Regions from separate parts of the Homo sapiens genome. Here region 2 is linked to region 1. A link is an interaction called in ENCODE POLR2A ChIA-PET data of the cell type or tissue named here. Cell type or tissue: A673. All regions are shown on one strand.

The links. Peaks named below come from ENCODE experiments on the same cell type or tissue, not always from the same donor. Only the 100,000 strongest peaks of a DNase experiment are listed, where the experiment ranks them.
Region 2: POLR2A ChIA-PET joins it to region 1 with 20 read pairs; 2 of 35 experiments call an interaction of 5 or more read pairs at or near these places.

What each region holds. Positions count from the first base shown.
Region 1 is chr18:32,519,711-32,527,710 of GRCh38, reverse strand. No RefSeq gene overlaps it. Among named protein-coding and RNA genes, the nearest start is that of GAREM1, 53 kb to the right of the region's middle. In A673, no CTCF peak of the experiment used is centred here; no DNase peak of the experiment used is centred here.
Region 2 is chr18:32,014,833-32,022,832 of GRCh38, reverse strand. RNF125 (ring finger protein 125) reads right to left here and starts at 4,008. Exons shown (of 6, transcript NM_017831.4): 1 at 3,806-4,008. The coding sequence starts at 3,969. RefSeq lists enhancers at 3,247-3,296, 2,941-3,813, 4,113-4,407, 3,814-4,686 and a silencer at 4,113-4,407. In A673, no CTCF peak of the experiment used is centred here; a DNase peak (open chromatin) is centred at 4,142; H3K4me3 peaks cover 1,744 bases; H3K27me3 peaks cover 375 bases.

The DNA of each region.
Region 1 (8,000 bases):
TACTTGTCACAAATGAGGGTAGTTGTCACAAATGAGGGTGAGGGGAAGATGCTACTGGCATCTATGTGTAGAGGCCAGGAATGCTGCAAAAATATCCTACAAATGCACAGGACCACCACCTACAGTTTTTTAAAAAGTATCCAGCCTGGAATAGGCTGAAACGTTCCATTTTCCTACCTCCCTAAACCTTCCTGGCACTCTCCCCAGATGATTCTAACAAATCTAATGAGGACTGTAGTGATTGGAAACCAGATTTCATCTCCACTCCAGTAACTATACACGAGAAACCCATTTAACATCCTAACTGGATATAGTTTTTTTTGGTTCATTTTTTTTTACCTCCTCAGATCCAATGACCTTTACTTCCTCTTCACTCCAGCCACATAATCACACAACCATTGCTTAGACCTTGTCACCATGAAAACTACATGACTTCGTCTGCCTTCTTTCTGGCTCTTCTAATGAACATGGACCTATCCAGGTTAACCAACACTCCTAGGGGAAAAGGAGGGAAAATTTGCTTTTTTTTTTTTTTCAAGAGTGTTGGGAGGAGTGGGGCATGAGGATCCAGGCCCTGTTACACATATATCACCAGTAGCTAGGTCCCAAATATCCACGGATTCTCTTACGTAGTGATCTTGGCTGACCTATATTGGAAAATCAGTTCTTGTATCTACATTTAGGCCTAGATTAAAAGTTGAAACAGTTTATTCCACCCACTTTCCCCTAGACTCCACCAGATTGCTCTGTTTGGGGGAGGTGTTTCTGCCCAAGTGTTTCTTGCTGTACCCAATAAGACAATTATCAAGACTGATAGCAGAAAACAGCAGAAAGCAGCCACCAAGAAAGACAAGAGGAAGACAAACCAAAAGGAAAGCAACCCAGAGAAGACGATCTACCATCAGAAAAGTGGGTCTCAGTTGGATCTTTGATTTTGATCTTAGTATGGCTTCTACATGGGGGTAGATAAACACAGATGAGAGAAAGGGCCTATGCCCCCAGGGGTTCACGTGTATCCTTAACATTTCCTTTGAATATTGTTCCTTCTTCAATGACCCCAATGGATTTAATAGCCAACCCTAAGGTCATCTACAGGTGTTGAAGTCCCTCTCAAGGAAGAAGAGTAGAGAAGTTTAGACCTGTCTGCCCCTTTCTTGCCATTCCCCTACATGTCCATTCCAGACCAACAAAATGGATGTTCAAGTTGCTCACTGGCCTTTCCACCTCCAGGTTTTCCCTTCCCAGTCCTCCATTTTTGCTGATGCTTCTTCTACAGCTTCCTTTTCTGTGTCTTTACTCTTGCACTCTCTGTGCCCACACTGGTCTTCCCCTTTTCTTCATCAACTGACATTAATTCCTTTGTTGTTCAGGTAGGTATTTTGAAGCCATCCCTGATCCCCTGAGTCTGGATAAGCAACCCCCAAATTTTTGTTCACAAAGTATATATGTCACTATTGTTGTTACCATCACATTATATTGAAAATATCCATTAGGTTGGTGCAAAAGTAATTACAGTTTTTGCAATTACTTTTGCACCAACCTAATATTTAGAAATAGTAGGTCTTCTCCTCTGGACTCTGAAGTATTTTAAGGCAAACTCATCCTATTAACTTTTTAATCCTCTGCACTATGCCTGGTACAAAGAATACACACAATAAATGTTTAACTGAATTAACTAAACATATCGTAAGAGAACGTCAACATACGGTCAATGTTTCATTCACTCGACACATATTTACTGAGTATCTACCATGTGCTAGGTATATGAAAAGCTATTCAATTATATTCTTTTATTCTCTGTAGGAGTGCTTTTCAAGTGTAAAAATTTTGACCTTTGCAAATATTTAGTGCAAGACTATTTTTATTGCAGTTAAAATAAAACTTAAAATGTTCCCCTACAATCAGCTATGCATTAGCATGCACAGCCTAATTAAAAAGCAAGAACTGTAACAGGAGAAAGGAGATGGGCCATACATGGCTTGCAAAGAAATGAACTAACTTGTACAATAAAGATGAGAAATTCTATATCTTAAAGGTCAAATGAACATTGTCAAACTAGTTTTTCCACTTGGGCCCCTAGTTATAAGATTGGAGATACAGCATTTTAAAAATCATATATAAATATATTTTTATCTTCACTTTATAAAGAAAAAATATATCCTTATAAATAATGGAAAATGGTCTTTGTTATGATTTCAAATAGGCCAAGACCCCAAAGTGTCTTATCACTATCTTTGGTTGGTATAAATGTGATCTCAGCAACTAGGATAGGGTCATCTAAATGTTCTTATTCAGAATTGTTCAGCCATTTTGTTATTTACAAATTAAATTATTTTGGAGGATTAGAGGACTAGTGACCACTTTTTAGTTAAATTAGAAAAAGAGCAAATTTCCCAGGAAAAACATTTTGCTTTGAGGGTAGAACCAAGGAGTTGCAGGGACTTAAGGCTTCATTTTGAAATTTAAAAACTAAACCAGGATAAAACTATGAATCTATTTGTGGTAAAAACCACGGTTTTTGTCTTTATGTTCCACAAACTTAGTACAGCATGCAGTGCAAAATAAGAGCTAAATTAATATGTTTCATTTTTAATGGATAAATTATTCCCTCTTTATTACCATTAACTCACTAGTTGTTCCTTTGTTATTTCTATGTAATATTCCATGACGTGGGTGATCCACAGTTAACCATTTATGACACACTTTGTCATTTCCAGTTTTGAAAAATTACAAATAAAGCTGCTATGAATGTTAATATCCAGGTTTTTGTGAAGACATAAACTTTTATTTCTCTGGGATAAATTTTGAGAAGTATGACATAATTATTTCAAATATAAGCCATGAAGTAAAGCTATATTACATAATAGTGAATCTATAGAGTGATTGGCATATCATAATCAGAAATTTCATTTCATTTGAAGAAATGCTAGCAGAAATGCTTGCTAGCATTTCTTTAAATGGCATATGCTTTGCACATTTCTGATTTCTGCCTCTGCCTCCTAAGATCTTTGTATTTTTACTTCATATGAAATTCATGTCATTCTCTCCTAGAGCTCTTTAAAATCTATGTTTGATGATGAATACACTTGCATTCTTACACCAGAGATTCTCAGAGTGTGGTCTGAGGATGCATGTGTCTCAATAACTTTTTAAGGGAATCTGTGAAGTCAAAACAATTTTCATAATAATTTGAAGATACAACTGGCCTTTTCACCCTCATTCTTTCCCAAGTCTACATGATACATATGGACATCATTACTAACGGAATATATGCTTGTATACTAAAATTTCTAATTTCACTTTTTATACTATATATATAGTATATATATATTTTTATATATGTATAAATAGATATAACCCATATAAACAAAAGCTTTTGGGGGTCTTTAATAATTTTAAGAGTGCAAAGAGTTTCTGAGACCAAACAATTTGAAATCACTAGTTTTCATCATTTGTGTTATTTCTGGTTGTTCTGTGTATCTTCTTATACTATAGAGCTTCAATGGCAGGAACTATATTTTTGCAGTTCTTTACAACTATCAACAGTGCTTACAACAGTGATATGGGAACACAATAAATAGTGATAAATGGATGATAAAATGAAGATGTGACAATAAAACAATAATAGCCTTGTTTTTCTGAAACACATTTATAAAATGTAGTTTAAGAGGGAAATTATTTGAGCTATAAGACAACTTTCATTCTTAATTTTCAGATATAGGCTTCATGATTCTATTTGAAACAGTATCTGAAAAGTATCAGAAGTAGACTTATTTGGGTAGAGGTTTTGGGAGAGAACTGATATGTTTTATCATTTACCCAAATGTCACCCTCTATTGGAAGAAGAATTAATAGGATAGAACTTCGAATGGGTCCCTACTCAGCTACCTCCTGCCACATGCTCATATACTAGAAAGAAGCCATTTTTTCATGGAAATAGTAGATTAAAGATCTACTATTTCATTTTCAGGGGTAGAATAACAACACATGTATAGAAGATGGAACCTCTCTTGCCTCCTCAAAATTTTCTAAACTGGCCAGGCATGGTGTCTCAGGGCTGTAATTCCAGCACCTTGAGAGGCCAAATCAGGAGGATCACTTGAGCCCAGGAGTTCAAGACCAGCCTGGGCAACATAGCAAGACCCCATCTCTACAAAATAATTTTTAAAATTAGGTGTGTGCCTATAGTCCCAGCTACTCTGGAAGCTGAGGCAAGAGGATCACTTGAGCCCAGGAGTGCAAACCTGCTGTGGGCTATGATCCTGCGTGACACAGTGAGACCCTGCCTCAAAAAAAAAAAATTCTAAACTGTGGTGTTTTTTTTTTTTGTAGGGGGGAGGTGGTTGTATACAGAAAGACAAACTGTTGAAACATGACATTTGTATGGATCTCTGAGTGAAAAAATTCACTCTTAAAAGGTCACATACTGTATGATTCCATTCATATAATGTTCTCAAAACAAGATTCTAAACATGGAAAAGAGATTAGTAGTTGAGAATTACTGTTTAGGGATCATGACAAGGGAGGGGGTAGGGAGATGAATGTGACTATAAGGGGGTGGCAGGAAGAAGATCTTGGTATTGATGGAATAGTTCTGCATCTTTTTCTGGTGGTCACATGAATCAACACGTGTTGAAATGTCACAGAGCTATACACACACATTTTACCAATGTCAATTTCCTATAAAATGTAACCATCAGGAGAAAGTAGGTGAAGGTACACTGAACTTCTCTGTACTATTTCTGGAACTTCCTGTGAATCTATAATTATTTTAAGACATAAAAGGTTTTTGGTTTTTGTTTTTTGAGATGGACTCTCACTCTGTTGCCCAAGCTGGAGTGCAGTGGCGCAATATCAGCTTGCTGCAACCTCCACCAGGTTCAAGCAACTCTCCTGCCTCAGCCTCCCAAGTAGCTGGGATTACAGGCACCTGCCACCATGCCCAGCTAATTTTTGTATTTTTAGTGGAGATGGGATTTCACCATGTTAGCCAGGCTGGTCTCGAACTCCTGACCTCAAGTGATCCGCCCACCTCTGCCTCCAAAAGTGCTAGGATTACAGGTGCCTGGCTAAAAAGGATTTTTAAAATAATTTTTAAGCCACAGTGCCTGGCTAAAAAGGATTTTTAAAATAATTTTAAGACGGAGACCTCAATATGAACTCCTGTTTAGCTTAATATAGATAAATGGTTACATTTAGAAATATTTATAGACATGTGTACTGTTATGAGCTGAATTTTGTCTCCCCCAACCACATAAATTCATATGTTGAAGTCCTAATCCCCAGTACCTCAGAATGTGGCTGTATGTGGAGATAAGGCCTTTAAGGGGGTAATTAAGGTAAAATGAGGTTATGTGGGTGGGAACTAATCCAGCATGGCTGGTGTCTTTGTAAGAAGAAGAGATTAGGACAGACACACACACAGGAAAAACCATGCAAGGACACAGAGAAGGTGAACATCTGCAAGCCAAGGAGAAAGCCCCCAGAAGAAATCAATCTTGCTAACACCTTGATCTCAGACTTCCAGTCTCCAGAATTGTGAGAAATTTCTGTTGTTTAAGCCACCCAATCTATTGTGTTTTTACAATAGGTTGTTACAGCAACCCTAGCAAGCTAATGCATATACATAGGTTTGCATTTATACATATTTATATACTCATACATATATTTTCTTTCTCTATCAGCTGAGAGGGCATAAATGCAATGACACTCCAGTAGTAACAAGCACACCTAGCACCCAAGTCTTGGTTTCTAATACCATTCTCTTATAAAAGAGGCCAAGGCTACTTCGAGTAATGGCTGATTCTAAGATTGGGGCAGGAAATCTACAAGATGACTCTGGAATGTCTTGCATCTCCAAAAAAGAAGGAAGTGCTGAAAAAGAAAACCACAGTGATGGGGATACATGAAAGGGGAACAGGAGCCAGCTGAAAGGGCTCCCAGTGGCCAAAGCTGGAACCATTTGAGCAACAAAATAAATAAAATAGTAGAGGATTATTCCCAAAGTATAAAATAAAAATCTATCAGTTCATCCTGTATATGTAAAGAATATACTTTTTTTTTTTTCTGTAGACAGGATCTCACTTTGTGACACAGGTGGGAGTAAAATGGCACCATCTCAGCTCATTGCAGCCTCAAGCTCCTGGGCTCAAGCAATCTTTCTGCCTCAGGCTCTGGAACAGCTGGGAGCAGAGGCACACATCACCATACCCGGCTAATTTTTGTATTTTTTTGTAGAGATGGGGTTTTGCCATGTTGCCCAGGCTGGCCTTGAACTCTTGCTCAAGCAATCTGCCCACCTCAGCCTCCCAATGTGCTGAGATGGAGTTTCGCTCTGTCACCCAAGCTGGAGTACAGTGGCACGATCTCAGCTCACTGCAAACTCTGCCTCCCTGGTTCAAGCGATTCTCTTGCCTCAGCCTCCTGAGTAGCTGGGGTTACAGGTGCCCGCAACCACGCCCCGCCAATTTTTGTATTTTTAGTAGAGATGAGGTTTCACCATGTTGGCCAGGATGGTCTCGAACTCCTGACTTCATGATCCGCCTGCCTCAGCCTCCCAAAGTGCTGAGATTACAGGCATGAGCCACCATGCCTGGCCTCGTTTTGCTTTTTTCATGGATTTTTTAAATTTAGTAGGCCATGGCATTGAGCCTAGATTTGTTCAAGTGTAGGACAAGATAGAAGAGTGGTTTACCGTTTAATAAGATGTCATGATTGTAAGCCTAAAGCCCTTAAGTCTGATATGATCCTGACCAGAAAATTGCTTCATATTCTTGCAAAAGAGAAAACTACCTATTTTAAGCAGATATGTGTAAGATGAACTGGAATCAGAAGAGATTAAAAGTGGTAAGACTAACTCAGAATTTTGCAATAATACAGGTGAAAGATATCAGAATGCCTATGAAATCTTTTTTTGCTTGAGGCTTTTTACGTCTTTTTGTCTTTGGCATTTAATATGTTGTAATGACAGACAGTATCTTCTAACTATCTTTTTTCTTAACATTAAGTCCTTGCTAACTCATTAAGATTTGGGAGCTTCTGCAGTATGTGATATGTTTATATACAATAATACCACTTAAGCTAACCTTGATAAAGAGCTTAAGAGAGGGTTAATTTTTACTTGGGGAAAGGGTAAAAACTATTCTCTGAGTATCAGTACCATGTAAGTAACTAATGCATTGCAGAAAAACCAAACAGTTACTTTCTTACGTCTTCTTTGTCCGATCTGGTTGTAAACTTTGATTGCAGGGATTGTATCTTACATTTATTTGTCTCCAGATTAACATTTAGTTCACTGCCTTACCCGGTGCTCCATGCATTGTTGTGGATTTTGGCTTTATAAAATAGTCATCATTTTCAGAGAGAAAATTTAAAGAGTGACACCTTGTAGTAGCAAAAAATAGTCTATGACTCAAATATTAAAATCTCAGGATTGATTAATGTATCTCCATTCTAAACAATGGGATTTTTAATTGCCAATTAGAATAATTACCAACTTTTAAATGAAGATTTACTATGGACCAGCCACTGTGATAAGTGCTTTACAATGCTCAATATTATCTCATTTAATCCTCCTAATAATGCTTTAGGTAGCTATTATCATTATTCTCCTCATTTACAGATGAAAAACAGGCTTAAGGAAGTTAATTGTGAAATAATTAATTACATTTTATTAATGCATTCTTTCTTAGTATCATAAAGTCTACAAGTTTCTTTTCTAAATAATCTTTATTTTCTTTTCTGTGAACTCAAAATGTCTTAGATTTTCTAAATTTGTTACTAAACACAGGCTTTCTTAAATTACTACTACTCTTCCTTAAAGAAGATGTTAGTATGATTCTAGTAAAAAGTAAGTTATCTTGTCAAGAACTAGAAATCAGTTGTCCTGTTAAATACAAAGTCATCATTTAATGGTTTAATGTGTGTGTATTTAAAAACAGATGAACATGCTTTTTCTGATTTAGGCTATAGAGTTATACAAACCTAAATTTGTTAATTAT
Region 2 (8,000 bases), 500 kb after region 1:
TGCATCTGTAGAGAAAATCTACACTGGTGAAATAAACAACCAGGCTTTCTTGGAGGCACCCCCTTATCTGTACCTAGGAAATTATTAACTGAAAGTCTGACACCTACGAAGGTCTGACAGAGCAACTTAACACAGGCTCATGCCTATTCTTTCTAGGAGCTGCTATCTATGAAGTTTCATCTGCATAACTAGACCATCTTTGCCCCAGCCCCTTCTTTCTTTCTCCCTCCCATAACCATGTTCCAAGCCCCTACTCTGCTGTAACCTCAAGATGGTATAAAAGCATCAAGCATCTGGCCCTTTCTCTCAGTTTTCATATTTTGTATGACTCCCATGCCCATATGCTCATTAATACATTTGTAAGCTTTTCCCCCCTTGTTAATCTATTAGCAGTTTGTTTCATAGACTCAAATGATCAAAACTTTAGGGGAAAAAAATCAAATTCAAATTTCCCTAAAGTGGTCACACATCTGGCTAGTGGCAGAGGTGAATTTCAAATCCAGCTCTCTGTAAGGGCCAGTTACTACTGCATCACAATACAACTTATAAAGTGCTCTTACATATTCATTCAAGGTACTGTTGTTATTATTAAACTTGTTTGACTTGAAATAGGTTTACAAACAAAAATCAGCATAAACCACCTAGTTCAACATGTCTGAAAATGTAGCTTCAATATGGGATAATAAAATACAGAAGGTTCATTTGCATTTATTCGTTTTCCAACTTAATTTCAATGGAAAAGAGTAATTCATTTAGAATGTACAAATGGTATTAACGCTCACAATCTCTACTGCAGAAAGGACTCTGGTTAACATTTATAAAGTGGAAGGGGACCAAGTAAGTTTGCCAAAAGGAGGAATATGGAAATTCTGCCCACAGCCAGAACAATGGACATAGATTTGTCAAAACAAAGAACAGTAAAGAGAGGAAAGGCAATTTGTTCAGCCCTTGTAATGCTATTTTATGACTATTTTTCCAGTTGCTAGTTTCCTATTCACTTTAACAAAGAAAAAGATTAAACAAAAAATTTAACATTTTGCAAATTTATATTATCCTTTAGTAGAAGGAAAAATATTGTAAATGGTAAATTATAATATTCAAAGTCCAAACCGAGAAAACAATCTCCAGTCAGATCATTGAATAGCAAAGCGGTCTGTTCCAAAAAGAATCTTCAAAACGCCCACTGTTTATGTTTTGCACAACTTTAAAGTTTTAATGCTAATAATGACTCAATTTAAATGGAGATATCTTTAGGCTGTTATTGCCCTAAAATAATCAATATATTTTATGACTCACACAGCCCATCTTGGCTTCCAGACTGGCCTGTGGATATTATGTTAATAAGCTACATCTGGACAGCTGAGCAACAACATCAGTAATAGAAAGGAGGGTAAATTTAAGCCTCGAGTTTTAAGAACAAAGCTGAAACAACAGGCCTTGAAAATACAGCTACGGCCGGGCTCCATGGCTCACGCCTGTAATCCCAGCACTTTGGGAGGCCGAGGCGGGCAGATCACGAGGTCAGGAGATCAAGACCATCCTGGCTAACACGGTGAAACCCCGTCTCTACTAAATATACAAAAAAATTAGCCGGGCGTGGTGGCGGCACCTGTAGTCCCAGCTACTCGGGAGGCTGAGGCAGGAGAATGGCGTGAACCCGGGAGGCGGAGCTTGCAGTGAGCCAAGATCGTGCCACTGCACTCCAGCCTGGGCAACACAGCAAGACTCCATCTCAAAAGAAAAGAAAACACAGCTACGAAATAATGCCCAAAGCACTCTTTATTTATACATTGTGCAGGCTGCACACTTTTGTCCCTGGCTCACAGACGGGCAGTAGTGAAAACTGCTTTTCAGATACAAGGCTATAGGTATTAAGGATTACCTAAGTCCTTTCAAAACTTTCTTTTTTTTCTTTCTTTTTTTTGAGACTGAGTTTTGCTCTGTTGCCCGGGCTAGAGTGCAATGATGCCATCTCAGCTCACTGCAACCTCTGCCTCCCAGGTTCAAGCAGTTCTCCTGCCTCAGCCTCCCAGGTAGCTGGGATTACAGGCACGGGTCACCACACCTGGCTAATTTTTGTATTTTTAGTAGAGACGAGGTTTCACCATGTCGGCCAGGCTGGTCTCGAACTCCTGACCTCAGGTGATCCATCCACCTCGGCTTCCCAAAGTGCTAGGATTACAGGTGTGAGCCACCACGCCGGGCGTCAAAACTTTTGACTGCAAGTGCACAACATGTTTTTAAGGACTACCTAAATCCTTTCAAAAGTGGTCCTCAAAAACATGTTGTGCACTTGCATTCATAATAACGGTATTTCTTTCTTCCTGCTAAGCCAAATGCTGGTACAAGCCACTGTGGTATCACACATGGCTTCATCATACTATAGTCACCCTTCAAAGGACATTAAGTAGGCTTCCGCTCCTGATCTGTGCAGACACAACACACACACACGTATCCACGAAAAAAAATCAAAGCAAAGAGAGAAGGCTGGGTGCAGTGGCTCACACCTTTAATCCCAGCACTTTGGGAGGCCGAGGTGGGTGGATCAATTGAGGTCAGGAGTTCAAGACCAGCCTGGCCAACATGGTGAAACCCCATCTCTACTCAAAATTCAAAAACTAGCCGGGTGTGGGGGTGGGCGCCTGTAATCCCAGCAACTCGGGAGGCTGAGGCAGGAGACTCACTTGAGCCTGGGAGGCGGAGGTTGCAGTGGGCGGAGGTTGCAGTGAGCCGAGATAGCACCACCGCACTCCAGCCTGGGCGACAGAGCCAGACTACGTCTCTCTCTCTCTCTCTCAAACACACACACACACACACACACACACACACAGTAAACAGAGAGCACAAATTCACAGCTCCAACTCCACCAGTTATTCAAACACACATTAAGGATGTGCCAATTTTATATAGGGACTTTGTTTTTAAATTCTTCTTAGAAACGACCACGGCTTTGCACCAACTGTGAGTTTTAGCTAAGTACTATGCGGTTTTGAGAAAGTTATTTTACTCTGTAATTTCCGCCGGTTTGGAGAGACCGTGCGTAAAGCAGGTAGCCTGCCACCTCCTGTTACGTTGTGGCTGGGTTTTGAAGGAGTACATTCAGGGGCTTGGCGGCTAACGTCCAAGCCCCACCCTAGCAGGTTGTTAAACTCTAACAACTGTGGAAAGTCACTCGGAAGCTCCAGTTTGACTTGCCCTTTGAGGGGCTGGGTGTCTGTGTTGGGAAAGGGTAGCAGGGGTGGGGGTGGAAAGACACTTTGCACAGATCCTTGTTTGCTTAAGACGAGCCTCTGTGGGCATTCTGGGAACACGTGCACAGCTCCAGCAAAACAAAACGGACCCGGGTTTCTGGGGCAGAGGGAAGCGCAGCCCGTTCTACCGTGTTCAGCGGGGTAACTGCGCTTTGCGGGAGCCCCTGCCTTGTAGCTGGAGCTCGTTTCCTTTCCGTGCCTGGGCGAGCGCTGGTTCTCCAGCCAAGAGCACCCTCCCCAGTTGGCGAGCCCTGGCTCTGGGCGGGACCCGTGCCTGGATCCCCTTCTCTGGAGTTCCGCACCTGGGCTTCGGGAGCTGAAAGCGCAAGGGGGCTACAGGACCCGCTTGTTTATTTTTTCTCCTCCCGAAATCCTGTGTCACCTTCCGACCCGCGTTTTCCCCGTGGTCCTGCATCCGACGGGTCCAGGTTTCTCCCTGCAGCAATTTCCTAAGAGGCTGTCTTCCGTCCCCCTCCTTCCCCACACCATGCCCTCAGCTTCCCCACATCGCCCTCCTTAGGGGTGGGCGCAAACCGAGCTCCCCTGGAACTTACACGTGGCCACAGCGGGTCCGGACAGGCTGGTGTAACACCTCAAGGCACACGGCGCAGTCGAAGGACGTGACGGGCAACTCCGGGTCCCTCCTGCGCTCCAGGGCCCGCGCGGTGGCAGAGGCGGGCGCCGATTTGCCGCTGTCGGTGCTCAGCACGGAGCCCATCGCTGTGCCTCTCGCCCAGACAGCTGCGAAGCACTCAGTGCCTGCCGCAGGGTTGTTTTGTTGCCGTGCGGTGGAGGAAGGAAGTCCCGGCCCAGCTGCGATCGCCGCCTCCCAGCTCTCCCAGCTCGCGCAGCCCAGAAGCCACCTCCGCCGCTGCGCCCAACCCTGGTCTAGGGCAGGGCGAGCGCGCGGCCGCGGGGCTGAGATCTTCGGCAAGCCGCCTAGGTTAAGGCGCGGAGGCGGAGGCGGCAGCCGCCCCGTGCTCTGTCTTGTGGTATTGGGAGGATTGAAACCTGAAACCTCAACTGCAGAGAAGAGGACTTGAGGCAGCAGTAAACCTTCCAAGCTATCACACACAGCTGCTTTCCCCACTGTCAGAAGTTAAGTGCGGGCGTGGCCATGCTTAATGATAATCAGAGAACAGCCGCTTTTAAGGTGAAGTGGAAGACCATCCTCCACTGTTGTCATCACAATAAGCTGCAAAAATGACCTATGACCTATGATTGGGCGTCTCCTAAGACGGTGCTATCGCTACTCTGTCATCCAATCAATAGTCCATTAATGGAGAGATAGCCTGGGTAGTGGAAAGAGTCCTGGAGATTAGGATTCCAATCTTACCTCTCCTACAGAGATTCTAGTGCTAAACCCTGCCATCTCCAGTTTCCTCTGCGGCTCAGGATTTCCTCTGTTGTTTGTACGCTCCCCACCCCGCCCTTTAAACATGATCAGCCAGGCGCGGTGGCCCACGCCTGTAATTCCAACACTTTGGGAGGCCGAGGCGGGCTTGAAACTCCTGCTTGAGGGCAGGAGTTCGAGACCAGCCTGGCCAACATGGTGAAACCCCGTCGCTGCTAATAATACAAAAATTAGCCGGGCGTTAATTTACACTTTTTACGAAGACTTATTTAGTGCCCACTGCACGCCAGACTCGGTTCTAGTGATGAAGACACAATCGTCAACAAGCAAACAAAATCCCAGTTCTCACAGAACTTACTTTAAAAAACAAAAACAAAACTTTGAGATAATTATAGATTCACATACAGTTGTAAGAATAGTACATAGTATATAATACACATATACAATAATATATAATATAACACATGGGATATAATAACGCATATAATACATGTACGTATTTAGCAGGCCATAAACTTCACCCAGGCTTTACTTTTAATTAGGAGATATAGGCCGGGTACCGTGGCTCACGCCTGTAATTTCAGCACTTTGGGAGGCTGAGGTGGGAGGATCACTTGAGCACGGGAGCCAAGATCACACTACTGCACTCCGTCCTGTGCGACAGAGTGAGACCATGTCTCAAAAAACAAACCAAGCCGGGGCAGTGGCTCACGCCTGTAATCCCAGCACTTTGGGAGGCAAGAAGGACAGATCACCTGAGGTCAGGAGTTTGAGACCAGCCTGGCCAACATGGTGAAACCCTGTCTCTACTAAAAATACAAAACTTAGCTGGGTGTGAGCTACTTGGGAGGCTGAGGCACAAGAATCGCTTGAACCGGAAAGGTGGAGGCTGCAGTGAGCCGAGATCATGCCACTGCACTCCAGCCTGGGCAACAGAGGGAGACCCTGTCTCAAAAAACCAAAACAGGCTGGGTGCAGTGGCTCACGCCTGAAATCCCAGCAATTTGGGAGGCCGAGGCAGGTGGATCACAAGGTCAGGAGTTCAAGACCAGCCTGGCCAACATAGTGAAACCCCGTCTCTACTAGAAATACATTTCTTTAGTAAAAATTTTTGTACTAAAAATACAAAAATTAGCCAGGTGTGGTGGCACATGCGTGTAGTCCCAGCTACTTGGGAGGCTGAGGCAGGAGAACCACTTGCACCCAAGAGGTGGAGGTTGCAGTGAGCCGAGACCATGCCACTACACTCCATCGTGGGTAACAGAGCGAGACTCTGTCTCAAAAACAAACAACAAACAAAAGGAAGATACATGTAATCAATCCATAAACAAATGAACAAAATCATTTCAGATAATCAGAGCCATGAAGAAGATAAAACAGTAAATGGCAATGAGGAGAAGAATAAGCTCAGAGAAGAATTTTTGGATGAAGTGACATTTGAGCAGAGCCATGAATAATGAAAAGAAGTGAGCCATTCAAAGATTTAGGAAAAAGCGTGGACTGGGAACAGTGAATGAGGCAGAACCAAAGAAAGGAAAGACCTATGGAGCTGGAGCATGGGTGGTGGGGGGCAGGCGGTGGGGGGGGGGAAATAAGATGAAAAGGTAGTTATTCCCATCTTCAAAAGGAAAACAAAAACCTCCCTTTCATCCCACTTATGCCTCAACTCCTGCCCCATATCCGCTTCAAGGCCAAATCTCTTGATCTGATCCTCTACATTTTGTCATCATTTCTTAATTATTCACTTCTTATTCAGTCCAGTCTGGGTTCTGAACCAACCTCTCCACCTCCATCTGTCCAAAAACTGCTTTATTATCAGTGTCACTGGTGACGTTCATGTAACTAATTCCAATAGATTCTTTTCAGCTATTTTTTTTGCTTGACCCCTCAACTATGTTTGTTAGTGCTGACCATCCCCTCCTTCTGGAAACACTCTGACTTTCCCTCTTTCTTTCTGGCTATTGTTTCTTCTCCCTTGCCAGAGTCTCCTTCTCCACTGGCTCTGGGCTGGAGATCCTAGGATTCTGTCTTAGGACCTTTTCCCTTCTCCTCTCTCTCTCTTTCTCTCTTTCTCTTTCTCTCAAAAATCACACAGGTTCTGTCACTATTTCGGTTCCAAAAACTTTCACATCTTTATCTCTACCCCAGGCCATTCAAATGTCCAATAGCCTAATAGCTTACATGACTGACCATTTGACATAAACACCCTCAGCCCAATGTCTCCAATAATGAACTCATTATAGTAGCAGCCTCCTCCAGTGGTTGATCTCTCTTTTAGCAAATGGCACTATGATCCACTTTATAGCTCAGTCTAGACACCTGGAAGTCATCCTTGATTTCTTCCTCTTCCTCATTCACATTGAATCAAGCATAATCACAATCCTGCCTCCAATATGTATCTCAGTAGTTCTTTTTTTTCTGAGATGAAGTCTCTCTCTGTCGCCCAGGCTGGAAGTGTGCAGTGGCGCAATCTCAGCTCACTGCAACCTCTGCCTCCTGGGTTCAAGTGATTCTCCTGCCTCAGCCTCCTGAGTAGCTGGGATTGCAGGCGCATGCCACCACACCCGGCTAATTTTATTATATTTTTGGTAGAGACGGAGTTTCACCATGTTGGCCAGGCTAGTCGTGAACTCCTGACCTCATGATCCGCCTGCCTTGGCCTCCCAAAGTGCTGGGATTACAGGCGTGAGCCACCATGCTCATTTTCTTCTATTTCCATAGCCACCGCTTATTTTAAATCACTGCATTCTCTTGTGTGACTTAATGGCAGTAGTTCCTAACTGCTCTACCCGCATCCATCATTGCCTCTCTCCAGTTTATTATCCACATGGCAACTAAAGTGATCTTTTGAAAAGCAAACATCTTGTGTCACCCCATGCACAAAATCCTTTAATAGCTCTCCTAATCCTTAGGATTAAATTCCAAATCCTTAATATTATCTAAAAATTCCTGCAAGACTTACTTTTGATGGCAGGAATCAGAAATTCAACTAAAAGTGCCTCGTTCAGTAAGGATATTTATTATCGACCAGCTCAGTGGCTTACACCTGTAATCCCAGCACTTTGGGAGGCAGAGGCAGGCTGATCATGAGGTCAGGAGTTCGAGACCAGCCTGGCCAACGTGATGAAACTCCATCTCTAATAAAAATACAAAAATTAGCCGGGCATGGTGGCACACACTTGTAAGCCCAGCTACTCAGGAGGCTGAGGCAGGAGACTCGCTTGAACCCAGGAGGTAGAGGTTGCAGTGAGCCAAGATCATGTCACTGCACTCTAGCCTGGGGCAACAGAGCAAGACTCTGTCTCAAAAAAAAAAAAGATATTTATTATCGAATATGGCAAACTAGTCCAGGTGTAAACAGTTCCAGAGATGTCTCAGCAGCTCAATTATGTCCT